Linked DNA regions of Homo sapiens: region 2 is linked to region 1. The links are chromatin contacts, found by Hi-C or POLR2A ChIA-PET in ENCODE. All regions are on one chromosome and are shown on one strand. The core of a region is the stretch at or near the end of the contact, and the rest is flanking DNA. Distances in the headings are between cores, read along the strand shown. Region 1 overlaps LOC124904307 (a long non-coding RNA gene). Region 2 has its middle 52 kb from the start of RAB27B.

The links. Hi-C counts contacts between places; a loop is a spot of excess contacts on that map. ChIA-PET counts read pairs that join two places held with the same protein, here RNA polymerase II (POLR2A). Pooled maps may share reads with other maps.
Region 2: a pooled map shows a loop between it and region 1 (8-fold over the local background). The contact joins two enhancer-like sites. A Hi-C loop is called at or near these places in 4 of 50 pooled maps. POLR2A ChIA-PET finds 5 or more read pairs at or near these places in 2 of 52 experiments (SK-N-SH and WTC11).

What each region holds. Positions count from the first base shown.
Region 1 is chr18:54,261,502-54,268,227 of GRCh38, forward strand. The region is part of intron 1 of LOC124904307 (a long non-coding RNA gene); the gene reads right to left. Among named protein-coding and RNA genes, the nearest start is that of POLI, 4.7 kb to the right of the region's middle. RefSeq lists enhancers at 652-711, 2,497-2,546. Within about 2 kb of position 2,535, at least 2 of the 41 ENCODE cell types and tissues checked have a DNase peak (open chromatin) inside an H3K27ac peak, as active enhancers do.
Region 2 is chr18:54,773,141-54,779,866 of GRCh38, forward strand. It overlaps a transcript of RAB27B not described here. Among named protein-coding and RNA genes, the nearest start is that of RAB27B, 52 kb to the right of the region's middle. Within about 2 kb of position 2,656, at least 8 of the 41 ENCODE cell types and tissues checked have a DNase peak (open chromatin) inside an H3K27ac peak, as active enhancers do.

The DNA of each region.
Region 1 (6,726 bases), core at 1,285-3,784:
AACACCATCTGTACTAAAAATACAAAAATTAGCCAAGCATAGTGGTGCACGCCTGTAATCCCAGCTCTTTGGGAGGCTGAGGTAGGAGAATCACATGAACCCAGGTGGCATGGGTTTCAGTGAACCAAGATCGTGCCACTGCACTCTAGCTGGGCTACAGAGCAAGACTCCATCTCAAAAAAAAAAAAAAAGAAAAAAAGGAAAAAAAAAGGGGCTAGAGTAGCCCAAGTGTAGGAAAAGATGGTCACTTGCTATGAGAAGTAGAGAAGAGATGGAGCCTGCTCCATCAGGGCCTTGAGGACCATGGCGAGTAAAGGGTTTGATTTTTACTTTAGGTATTGTAGGAAGCCTTTGAAGGATTTTTGGCAGGAAAAGGAAATTAGATATTACATTTTTAAAATATTATTCTGGCTGTCCTAAGGCTCACAGATTGTAAAAAGCAGATACTAGGAGCCCAGTACAGCAGGCCAAACCAGAGATAACTGTATGTATGTGGGCTGGGGCGCGGGGGTGGGGGTAGTGTCAGTACAGACACAGAGAAGTAGAGGGATTTGAGAGAACATTTGGAGGTAGACCCGACAGGCCTCATGTGTCATAATGTGCTTGTAAATAAAGTCTGCAAGTTTCAGTCATTGAGAGAAAGGGAACTACTTGATGTAATACAGAAAGTGCAAGCAGATTAACATAGATCAGGCACACTGTGTTAAATTTATAGACATCTAACTTTAATGTAATTTTTTAAGTACCTCATTTTTTGTTTGTTTTTGGAAAACAATGTCCCTCTGTTGCCTAGTTTGGAGTGCAGTGGCGTGATCATAGCTCACTGTAGTCTGGACCTCCTAGGCTCAAGCAATCCTCCCACCTCAGACTCCTCAGGAGCTGGGACTACAGGCACACACCATCATGCTTGGCTAATTTTTAAAGTTTTGTAGAGATGGGATTTTGTTATGTTGCCCAGGCTGGCCTTGAACTCCTGCACTCAAGCAATCCTCCTTTCTTGGCCTCCCCAAATGGTAGGATTACAGGTGTGAGCCACTGCATCCAGCCAGTACCTCATTTTTTTAATTGAAAAAGTAATCCATGATTATGATGGAGAATTTGGAAAATATAACATTATTCTAGAATTTTAGGAGATTGGATGTGTCTTAGGGAAGGGTGGGATCAAACCCATGAAGAAGGGCACAAAGGTATATGAACAAGAATGTTCACTGCAGCATTACTGGTAACAGCAAAAAATCAGAAATAAGTGTCCATGATTATGGAATTGGTGAAACAATGTAGCCATTAAAAAGAATGCAGTACATTTTTGTGCACTGAAAGGAAATGGTGTTCAAGATATACTAGGTAAAAAAGTCTAATGCAAATAGTATACATAGTGTGATCCCACTCATGTGAATTAGAATATTTTTCATTGTGTCTTCCTTATACTAAGAATATTATAAATAAAAGCCTAAATGTATCAAATTTTGTTAGCAATGGTCACCTCAAGGTGGAGTGGGGATTAGGAAGGATTTTAACTTTATGGTTTATACCTTTTTGTTTTAGTAAGATTTCTTAAACAATGGATATGAAGAAAAAAAATTTTTAAGTAGACACAGAAGCAGTAATTTTAGGATCAATAAGTACTTCAATGAAGTCTTTGAAGCAACAGTAAGAAAAAGTCCTATAAATATAAGCATTACTTTTCTTTATAGAGAGTTTATATTAATCTCAAACCAGAAAAATGGAGATTATTAAGTTGAATTTGTTAGCATTTCCAAGATGAAGTTGAGACTGTCTTTATTCATGTTCTTCGAATTAACATTAAAAACAAATACATGGATAGAACGTTTTCTGTGTCATTTATTTAGGCAATGCATCTTACAGTGGTTTTCGTGGTTTGGTAAATAAATACACAAATTTATTCATGGAAAATACAGAAAATTAGTGGGGCATGGTGGTGCACACCTGTAATCCCAGCTACTTGGGAGGCTGAGGCAGGAGAATTGCTTAAACCTGGGAGGTGGAGGTTGCAGTGAGCCAAGATCGTGCCACTGCACTCCAGCCTGCGTGACAGAGTGAGACTCTGTCTCGGGAAAAAAAAAAAAAAAAAACCGCAACTTTCTTTTTGTCATGCTTTGTGAAAAAATGATTAAAGCATGGTTTTCTGAGCATCAAGATTATGGATTATTACAGATTATTTCCATCATTTTCTTAAGTCCTATGTTTTTCAAATTCTCTATAATAATAATGTATTACTTTTGCAATCAGAAAAAGAGGTACTTTACAAAATGTTTCATTAAAGTTAAATGTCTATAAACTTAAAACAGTATACCTGATCTCTACTGATCTGCTTGTACCTTCTACGTGACACCACGTAGTTTCTTTCTGTCAATGGCTGAACCTTGCAGACTTTATTTACAAACTAGGACCAAATGACTTGTATTGTGATCATATTGGTCTGCACCTCTCTCCATCCAAAATGATGAGGCTAGGTCCATTAAGCACACACCCTGGCAAACAACATTTAAAATATCATTACTGAAATGACTATGCAGGCTTTTCATCAGACTTTTACAGCACCACAAAGAAAAGTCAGAGCAAGAAGATGACTGTTAGAAAAACTCCAGTCTCTTACACCTTCTTTTAGCCCCAATCACATGGTGTGCAGCAGATACTTTTAGGTTACACAGAGTAAACCTGAAACTGCAATCTGCAGCTATGGTGTGCAATGTGATGGTGGAAAAAAAAAAAAGGTTTCTTTGGACACTTGAAATGTTCATGCAAAAGGTTTGAGACCCATGGATGAAAGGTAAGTAAATACCGCAGGACATGTACATTGTACTACAGCCAGCATAGCATAATTATAGTTTGCTTTTAACCTTTTGAAGCCTGTGTTTTCTGGTTTTAGTCTCTTCGCTTTTCAAATTATTCCTGACTCATTAGCTTTTCACCCTAGGGGCAATTCATAAGCTCCATAAAAGTGTGGATATTTTTTCTTTTTCTTTTTCTTTTCTTTTCTTTTCTTTTTTTTTTTTTTTTGAGACCTAGTCTCTGTCGCTCAGGCTGGAGTACAGTGGCAGGATCTCTGCTCACTGCCAACTTCCACCTCCCGGGTTCAAGTGATTCTGCTGCCTCAGCCTCCTGAGTAGCTGGTATTATGGGCCATGCCCAGCTAATTTTTGGATTTATAGTAGAGATGGGGTTTCACTGTGTTGGCAAGGCTGGTCCTGAACTCCTGACCTCAAGTGATCAGCCCACCTTGGCCTCCCAAAGTGCTGGGATTGTAGGTGTGAGCCACCACGCCAAGCCGTGGATATTTTTCTTAAATTTCTTTTCCAGCAAATGCATACCATTTGTTTTTTAGTATCAGAATGTAAATTCCCACAGTGAGAAGCAACTAAATAATACTTATTTTCATCTTTTATACCCTTTTTTCTTTTCTTTTCTTTTCTTTTGTGTGTGTGTGTGTTTCTTTTTTTTTTTGAGACAGAGTCTCACTCTGTTGCCCAGGCTGGAGTGCAGTGGTACAATCACAGCTCACTGCAGCCTCAACCTCCCAGGCTCAAGCATTCCTCCCACCTCAGCCTCCCTAGTAGTTGGGATTACAGCCATGTCCCACCAGGCCTGGTTAATTTTTTTTTTTATTACTTTTTTTTAGAGACGAAGTCTCACTATGCTGGTCTGAAACTCCTGGGCTCAAGCCATTCTCCTGCCTTGGCCTCACAAAGTGTTGGGATTACAGGCATGAGCCACCAAACCTGGTCCTATCTATAATTAAAAGCACGTAACTGAAGACCAATTCTTCATTACAACTGGAGACCCTAATCTGAAGAGGCTAGTTGGGAGCAAGGTGGTGTAGACACTACTGGTATCCCAACCACGGACCAATTGACACTTTGGGATGAATAATTCTTTGTCATAAAGGTTTGTCTTTGCACTGCAGGATGTTCAGCAATATCCCTGGCCCCTACCCATTAGATGCCAGTAGCACAGAGCTCCAACACAGAGATGTGACCACCTAAAATATCTCCAGACACTGCCAAATATTCACTAGGGAACAAAATCAGCTTGCTTGAGAACGATTGCGTTAGGCCAAAGACCTCACAAAATCAAATCCTCTGTGCCTTTGCCAATTCAAATTGCTCCTTTAACTCCATGGTCAACTCTACCCACTTAGCCACCCACCAACATAAAATACAGACACAAACACCCTCACATTCTTCATATGAAATACCTTGAACATTGTCTAGTGTTCTTCCTCTGAGCCATATGTGGCCAATTTGGCTAAGAGGAGAGAAGTAACCACTGATGCCTATTTCCTACCCTCCACTGACATGGGAGTTCATGCTTATCCTTTTAAATGTATTTAAGTTCATAATGTGCTGACTTTCTTTCTTTGTTTCTTTTTGGAGATGGAGTCTCGCTCTGTTGCCCAGGCTGGAGTGCAGTGGCATAATCATACATGACTGAAGCTTCAAACTCCTGGCTTCAAGCAATCCTCCTGCCTCAGCCTCCTGAGTAGCTGGGATTACAGATGTGAGCCACCGTGTTGGCATGTCTTGACTTCTGAAGCTCTAAAATGCCTCCAGCTTCTTTATCCACTAGCCACGCTCTGTAAATCCATGCTCCTCCATAAATTTTGTTTGACCATAATATTATTTAATTAACTATGTCTATTCTGCCTTGAAATTGTTTTCTTCATTTGGCACTTAAATATACAGTTATGACCCAAGCTCAAGACAGCTATTTCCTGAAGTTATTCTAGATTAGATCCTATTAATTAAAACTGGGAGTAGGGATTTTTAGAATCAAACCCCAAAATCCTTTTTTCCTAAAACATTCCAAAACAATGAGACACGTTAGCTTATATAAATTTTATTTTCGTGCCTCTTAATACCTTTGAGGGATGTTTATTCTCCCCACTACCAGCCGTCTGGTGTTTGAAGCAGTGAGGAAAATGGTCAGAGCTAATTGATTTCCTATATGGAGAAAACATTATTAATGAATTCTTCACTGTGGAAAATTCTGAAAAGTGGATCTGCCATTACTAGATTCATAGCCTTGAGCAAGCATGTTAATCTCTCCTAGGCTATTTCATCTTTGGTAAAATGAGGATGCTGACATCTACCCTCTAGGGCTATTATATTGAATGAAATGACCTGTTTCAAGCTTTTAGCCCTGTGCTTGATATACAGGTGTTTTATGAGTGTCCTTTTTAGTGCTGCTTCTCTTCTTTATTTCCAGCACTTGCTAAATACTTTCTGGGGTCCAGGGCAAAATGAAAATATGGGGCTTCCTTGTTAAAAAATTAAGAATTTCAAGACAAGAGCAGAATATGAAATCAAGTGTTGAGCCCTATGTGACTGCCTACGTCACATACTCATCAAGCCAGCCCTGCTTGCTCCCCTAGGATTTCCAAGGGTCTACTTTTCTATCCTTTCACGAAATTAAAAGCCACTCTTCAAATTAAACAACGGATGGGGAAATAAATGCAACTAACTAAAGAGGGCTTGATTACGTGCATTGTTTTTTAACACTGTCTCACTTAAGCAACATGTTGAATGTTAGTGAGCCTAGGGCTCTTCTAGAGAGACCGTTTTCATCTGCCATAGTATTTTAGTGTTTATATCATTTTCTATCTGGAAGAATGAAAAGAAAAACAAACTTTGGTTGTCTATTAGTAATCAGACCACTGAATGTTGTCCAAGAAGCACTTAGTGGACAAAGAGACACTCAATTCAAAAGCTCTCTATGTAGGCTGGGTCGCGGTGGCTCATGCCTGTAGTCCTAACACTTTGGGAGGCCAAGGCGGGCGGATCACTTGAGGTCAGGAGTTGGAAACCAGCCTGGCCAACATGGTGAAACCCTGTCTCTACTGAAAATACAAAAATTAGCTGGGTATGGTGGCACACGCCTGTAATCACAGCTACTCAGGTGGCTGAGGCAGGAGAATTGTTTGAACCCAGGAGGCAGAGGTTGCAGTGAGCCCAGATCGCACCACTGCACTCCAACCTGGGAGACAGACTGAGACTCTGTCTCAAAATAAATAAATAAATAACTAAATAAAATGAAAAACCACCAAACAACTATCTAGACTTATCAAACAGCTTTCACAAAGATAGCAGCCTAGCTCTCTGAACAGGTAATTTATAACCTAGATAGCAGACTTTGAAAGAACTGGTCCAGACATCTAAGAATTAAATATGCAAAGAGGAAGATTTTGTTTCCAAACCACTGAGACCCAGCTCTGCTTGTTATTCCCTTTTCTTCATGGATGCATCAACATATCCTTTAAAGCAGGGGTCCCCAGTCCCCAGGCCATGGACCAGAACCAGTCCCTGGCCTGTTAAGAACCATGCCGCATAGCAGGAGGTGAGTAGCGGGCCCGGGAGTGCAGCTTCATCTGTATTCACAGCCACTCTCCACTACTGGCATGACTGCCTGAGCACTGCTTCTTGTCAGATCAGCAGCGGCATTAGATTCTCACAGGAGCCTGAACGCTACTGTGAACTCGCATGCGAGGGATCTAGGTTGCATGCTTCTTATGAGAATCTAATGCCTGATGATCTATCACTATCTCCCATCACCCCAGATGGGACAGTCTAGTTGCAGGAAAACACGCTCAGGGCTCCCACTGATTCTACCTCATTATCTATTAAAATGTAATAATAATAGAAATAAAGTGCACAACAAATGTAACGCACTTGGATCATCCCAAAACCATCCCCCTCCCTTCTGTCTGTG
Region 2 (6,726 bases), core at 1,406-3,905, 510 kb after region 1:
GCAGACATTAGCTTTGAAATTTCATTTTCTAAAGCACTAAAGGAAATAAATGTTTTTAGAGTCAAGTAAATAGTTAGAGTGATCAAAATTTTCCTGTTACTAAGGTCATCATTCAATACAGGGATGCCCATTCTCTTCAAAGATGCTCTTGATGTACCTTCTAAATGGAAGCTCAGCAACCATGGCGTGCTGCCTTGGTGAAGGGGCTGTAGAGGCAGAGTGGCTGCACCAAGGGTAGAGATGAATTTGGCCTGGTTTTCCCAAAAGGAAACAGACCACAAAGCTTCTGCAAAGGAAAGGGACAGAGGTATTGCCATGGTCATGAACCTTAGTTTCATTCTATGATGCAGTATGATAGTCTTTACTCTTTCACTGTGAATTTTGTCACAGGTAGTCCTATCTTCCAAGCACATAACTCTGCGAGGCACTATCTTAGGTGTTATAGATACACACGAATAAGAAGGATTCTTTGCCATGAGGATTCACATTCTAGCAGAGGACAGAGAGACATAAAGCAAGAGACAATCTACTTTCTTTTTTTTTTTTTTCTTTTGAGACAGAGTCTCACTCTGTCACCCAGGCTGGAGTGCAGTGGCATCATCTCGGCTCACTGCAACCTCTGCCTTCCAGGTTCAAGCAATTCTCTGCCTCAGCCTCCCGAGTAGCTGGGATTACAGGCACCTGCCACCAGACCCGGCTAATTTTTGTATTTTAGTAGAGATGGGGTTTCATTATCTTCACCAAGGCCAGGCTGGTCTTGGACTCCTGACCTCATGATCCACCCGCCTCGGCCTCCCGAAGTGCTAGGATTACAGGCATGAGACATCGCGCCCGGCTGAGACAATCTACTTTCTACCACCAGAATAGGTTAGTTAATTTAACTAAATACAACTTCTATTTTTTTTCCTATTATTGTCTTCAAATAATAACCAGAGACGCCTTCAAGAAACTATGCAACTGAATAGCTAACACACACGGCATCCCTGCCAATTTGTACTCTCAACCAGCATTCTACTCTACCTCCTCCAACAAGTGATGGTAAGAGACAAAAAATCATGTATTACTATTCAGAAACAATTATAACCCTAGAAGGCTTGATTTTAATGTTGGGAAAATTTTCCAAAAATATTAGCATGTTAATAGGTAACTTATATTGAGTATCTATTCTGTGCCAGTCACTGAACCAAGCACTTTTGATGTGTAATCTCAATAATCCTTCCAACAACTTAAAGAAGGTACTATTATTTTTCCATTTTATAGGTAAGAAAACAGAAGCTCATAGAGATAAAGTAACTGACTCAGGTTACATGGTTTTCAGGGTAGAACCAGAATCCAAACACAGAGCATTTGACAGGCTTTGAAGCCAGTTCTCCTGACTACTGTTAAGAGAGCTTAACCTCTAGAATATCCTCATCCTCATTAAAAACTGGCAGTAAAAATGTAAGCAACTGATGATTGATGCTTATTGCATTTTAGAGAGATAGCTAAGTCTTTCATAAACACATTCCTTTTAATTCCCTTTACAATCCAGAGAGGTCAAGACTGTTCATTTTCACTTTTGTTTCTATTCTGTAATAAAGAAACACTGTTCAACAATTGTTTAAGCCAGTAAAATAGCATCTTTTCTTTTTTCTTGGTCATTCTCTATCCCATTATCCTGCTTTGTTTTCTTTACAGAACTTTCCTGTATCTGAAGTAGCTGATGTTTATTTGTATATTCTCAGCCTCCCCTCACGGGATCAGAGGCTGCTTGTGTTTTGTTCACTGCTGCATCCCCTGAGCCCTGAGCCTAGAACTATACCTTAAAAATGCTTGGCACCTAATTAATATCTGCTCAGTGGATGAATGAATAAACACAAAAAAAGCCTGTGTGCTGTCGGGAGCTATCAGTCACTGCTTTTGCATCCTGGGAGGAACTTGGCCTCTGTCCTTCCTACTGCTTCCTCAGAGAGCCTGACCTCAGAACAGGTGTTCAGCTTCTCATCCAGGCACAACTTGGGACTGTGTCTCCCCTTCTTTGGCGTGGCATCTTCCTAGAGGCCATGACCACAGCATCAACATAAAACAGCTCTGAAATCGTGTAAGGCCCAGAAACAATGTCTGGCAAATCCTCAAGCTCCCATTAGCTAAATGATAGAATGGAGCAGCTGCGCTTCAGACCTTATTCTTAAATCTGGAATTGATGCCAAATTAACAATATTCCAGCCATTACTCTTCCAGAAAACAGGGTAGATTTCTTGGCCTAAGTTTTGTCCTCTTGGCATCATATTGCCAAGGAAAATGTGTCCAGAGATTTGTCTCCAAAAGCCTGCTGCCTCAGGCTACAAACCGGTCATTTCATCATGCGGAAACTCTTCCTATTTCTGTCAATTGTCATGTTTTGCCTCCTGGCCTTCAGGATGCCACTAATGTATATGTACCAAATGGAGTCTGACCCCAGAATAAATATCTGCTGCAGTGAATTGAATCTGACATATGATGTTTCCTGCAATCTAACTTTGTCTATCTCTTCATCAACTTCTATATCCCTCTCCCATGAAACTACTTGTAATTTCCTCCACATCTATGCTGCCTCAACTCAGAGCTCTTGCTCATGCTGCTGCCTCTTCCTGAAATGCTCATGAAACTCCCCTCTTTGTCACCTAGCCAATTTCTAATATTCCCCAATCTCTTGCCAATGCACCGGTCACTCATATCAGCTCATGGTCAGCCTCGGCACAGTCATTCAACATCATCCACCTACTGGGCGTCTAGGTGCCTTGCAGTGCACCAGGCACCAGGAAGTGTGGTGATGTCATAAGATAATCATGGGAAAATTATAAGACTTGCTGGCATCTCCACCAAAAATCTCTTGTGGAAAAGATGCTGGAGTTGTACAAAAATCAGAATGTGTAGAATCTGCAAATTCCTGTGTATAAATCCTATTTGTTTGCAAATTAAATTGAATTTGCTTGGCGGTGTTTTTTGTTGTTGTTGTTGTTTTTTAAGAAAATGTCATAGAAAGTAGCCTGTTAGTGTTTCTGATGAGGAAAGAAATTTGCCCATAATCCTGGAAATGGTCTCCTGCTCAGGCAGGCAAAGCCTGGCTAGAGGCAGAGATGCCTTCCATCCCTTCCGCACACTTTTCTATTCCACCCCAACTACCAAGTAAACCAAACCTTTTCTGAGGCCTCAATAAAATCAAGCCTCTGACCTTCAGGCAGAAAGCAGGAGCAGCCTGATTCATATTGAGTATTACTGAGCCCTGCGTTGTGTAGGCAACAGGGATCAGTAAAGCCCAACTGGCTGGGGGTTTCCTGAAACCTCCATCTCTTGTGGTTGAATGAATCATAATAAGGACAATCCAGAAGAGAGTAGTCATCACTCATTTTAGGAGATTGCAAAACCAGCAGTGCGTAAAACAGACAACTTCTTTATCCTCACAGAGGATAGATTCTAGTGGGTGCTGCCATGATACCCTGTGCAGATTTCTGTGTGGGCCATGTCAACAATGTTCTGCAGTTGTTGGTTTGTGTGTCTGCCTCTTGGACTGTGAACACCTCTGGAGTCTTATTCAAGTTTATGACCAAAATGCCTAGACTATCTCCAGCACCATGTCAGTCACACAGTGAAGGTTTGATGAATGAATAAATCTCGGGCCTGGCATGGTCAGGCATGCCCGTAATCCCAGCACTTTGGGAGGCCAAGGCTGGTGAATCACTTGAGAATAGCCTGGACAACACGGCGAAACACCGTCTCTACTAAAAATACAAAAATTAGCTGGGTGTGGTGGCACACACTGGTAGTCTCAGCTACTCGGGAGGTTGAGGCAGGAGAATCACCTGAGCCTGGGAGGCAGAGGTTGCAGTGAGCCAAGATGGCACCACTGTATTGGGCCTGGGTGACAAAACAAGTCTTGGTCTCAAAAAAAAATTAAAATAATAAATAAATCTGACCACAATAACATAGATCACACATAAAAATATGGTGCTTAGAAGCATGCTTTATTTGTATACATTCTGGGAAATGTGAGAGAAATCCTCAAATTTACAATAACTTTTTAATAAAATGCATGAAATGTTACAGGATTGAAGAATTTGAATTTTGGTCTGTTTAAGCAAAGAAGGGCATCAAGAATGGTAAATAATTAACAGTGAGTGAGAAGGAAGAGAAAGTACTTGGGCAGGACAGAGAACTTGCAGTTCTCTTAGATCTCTTGGGTACAGGGATGGGTGCAGGTAGTGAATGAGAAAATGTTACTAGAAATGCATTGACTTGAAAACTGATCCTTAGAGGGTTAGAAATGGGTGCAGTATTTCTGCAGCCCAGTGTGCATGCAAACTCCACCTGAGCTCTAGCTGCGCTTAAATTCAGTGGAGAGTTTTAGAGTACAAACTGGAAGGGTTTGAGAGAGATGTGTGGAGCAGCATGGAAATGATTTACCTTTTGTTTTAAGTAATCAGAGAAGAGAACTGCAAATGCAGTTTGTGTACTCAGGAAGTAAATTATCTGTACTCTCAGCTGCAGTTCTTTAGGGTGACTGTATTTAACATTAGCTGTAAACTTTGTTTACTACTTGTCTTAATTTTCCATTTTATCTTCTGAAACATAGATTTAAGTTGCAAAGTGTATTTTCTTATTTCCTTTATGCTGTAATAAAAAACAAGTTTCTTCATGAATTTAATTAAAATTAACTAGTTTTAAAGTACTTCTTCGGACATAATAGAGTGGCATCCTCTCTCCCCCCCCACCCCTTCTTTTTTATTTCTCTTCTTCCTTTGCTCTTAATTTAGCTCTTACTTTCACTAATTGTCTCCGGCAAAAATATAAGGAAGCAATATTGTCAGGCAATGAAAACTTTTAAAAAGTCAACTTGCTAGAGAACTCAACGTACAAGTGAAGTTACAAGGAACAATTTACAGCTTTTCATAATTATACATGTATGTGTAGTTTTTCTTTCAAAAATCTTCAGCCTAATGTTGACCTGGCAATTTCCTTCTTACCAATAAGTCATGTCTCCTTTCTCGACACACCTCATAAATAATATAATCGCCATTTCTTTCTCTAAGGTGCTCCAGGGTTAGCATTTGGGCATTTTGCCCTTAAAGCCATATTTATCATCTTTTCTCCAAAATGGCTACCTTGCCTGAATCCCAATTTCTCTTTCTCCAAATCCTCCACTGTTTCTCCACGTCCTTCAGCATAAGAATCTGACTCCTTAGCTGGAAGAGCATGGCATGAATGAAGGCAACTGATCTTTGAGTCACAAAGTTCTGCATTCAAATCTGCCTCTGACACTTGGGTTAATTAATTAGCCCTGTGAACCTGTAAAGGGAGATAACAATACCTGCAGACAACTTTTGATGAAACCAACTAACACAGGCCTTTGAATCTCTTCGCTGAGCCCATTTGTACTGAGCTTCTGCTTTGTGCCAGACAATTTGCTTGGTTCTAGGGATGAATGATTCTGTCCTCCTGGAGTATAGCATTTAGTAAATGCTCAGTAAATTGAAGCCATAAATGATTACTATTTTCTGTTTATGGCCATCTTCTGCTTTAACCCAGTTTTCTGCCCTCATTTCCTTCCTTTCCATTCTTCTTCCAATAAAAATGATCTGTGCAGGGTCTTTAAAGGCATCCTGCACTTCTTGCCTCTCTGCTTTGTTCAGCCTAGCTTCTACTAACCTAGAATCTCTTTCTCTTTACTTTCTATACAGTTAAGTCCTTTTTTTTTTTTTCTTAGACAGAGTCTTACTCTGTCACCAGGCTGGAGCACAGTGGCGTGATCTCAGCTCACTGCAATTTGCACCCCCAGGTTCAAGCAATTCTTCTGCCTCAGCCTCCTGAGTAGCTGGGACTACAGGTGCGCACCACCACACCCAGCTAATTTTTGTATTTTTAGTAAAGACAGAGTTTCACCATGTTGGCCAGGATGGTCTCAATCTCTTGAACTCATGATCTGTCTGCCTTGGCCTCCCAAAGTGCTAGGATTACAGGCATGAGCCACCGTACCTGGCGCAGTTAAGTCCTTTCACACTTCAAGAATTAGTTGGCTCCAATTATGTCATTCTAGATTGTTTTAAATAGCGGTTATTTCTTCATCTTCAAAATTTTGTAGCTGTGGTCCTCACCATTGAGCAATATAAGAATCAACCAGAGAGCTTATTGATGGTGCCATTCCCAGGTCCCATTTCCACATATTACATTATATTGCAGCCTACTTAGTGTTGAGATCAAAAGTATAGGTTTTGGAAAAAATACGAAGTCACTTCCATAGCAGAACACAATTTCTATTATCCCATTGAGAATCCCACATCCAGAGACTCGGAGGGAGTTGGACAAATCCCCAAGACTGCTCGGTGGGACACAACACAGACAGAATCCCAAGATTAATGCCTCATGTTACTAGGACATGACCAAACTCAAGTGCAGCACAGCCAGGGAGGAATCTACACAGCAACGTACAAAGGTCCAGGATGTGAAAGCTATTCCTTCAGTTGGAAAAAATAGGTCAGTGGGCTTCAGAGTGCAATTCTTCAGACCAGTGATATCAGCATCAATGGGAATTTGTTAGAAATGTACATTATTGGGTCCCACCTAAGACCTATTGCATTAATTTTCTAGGGCTTCCGTAATGAAATACTACAGATGGGTGACTTAAACAGCAGATATTTACTTTGTCATAGTTCTGGAGGCTGGAAATCCAAGGCAAGATGGCAGCAGGGTTAGTTTCTTCTGAGGCCTCTC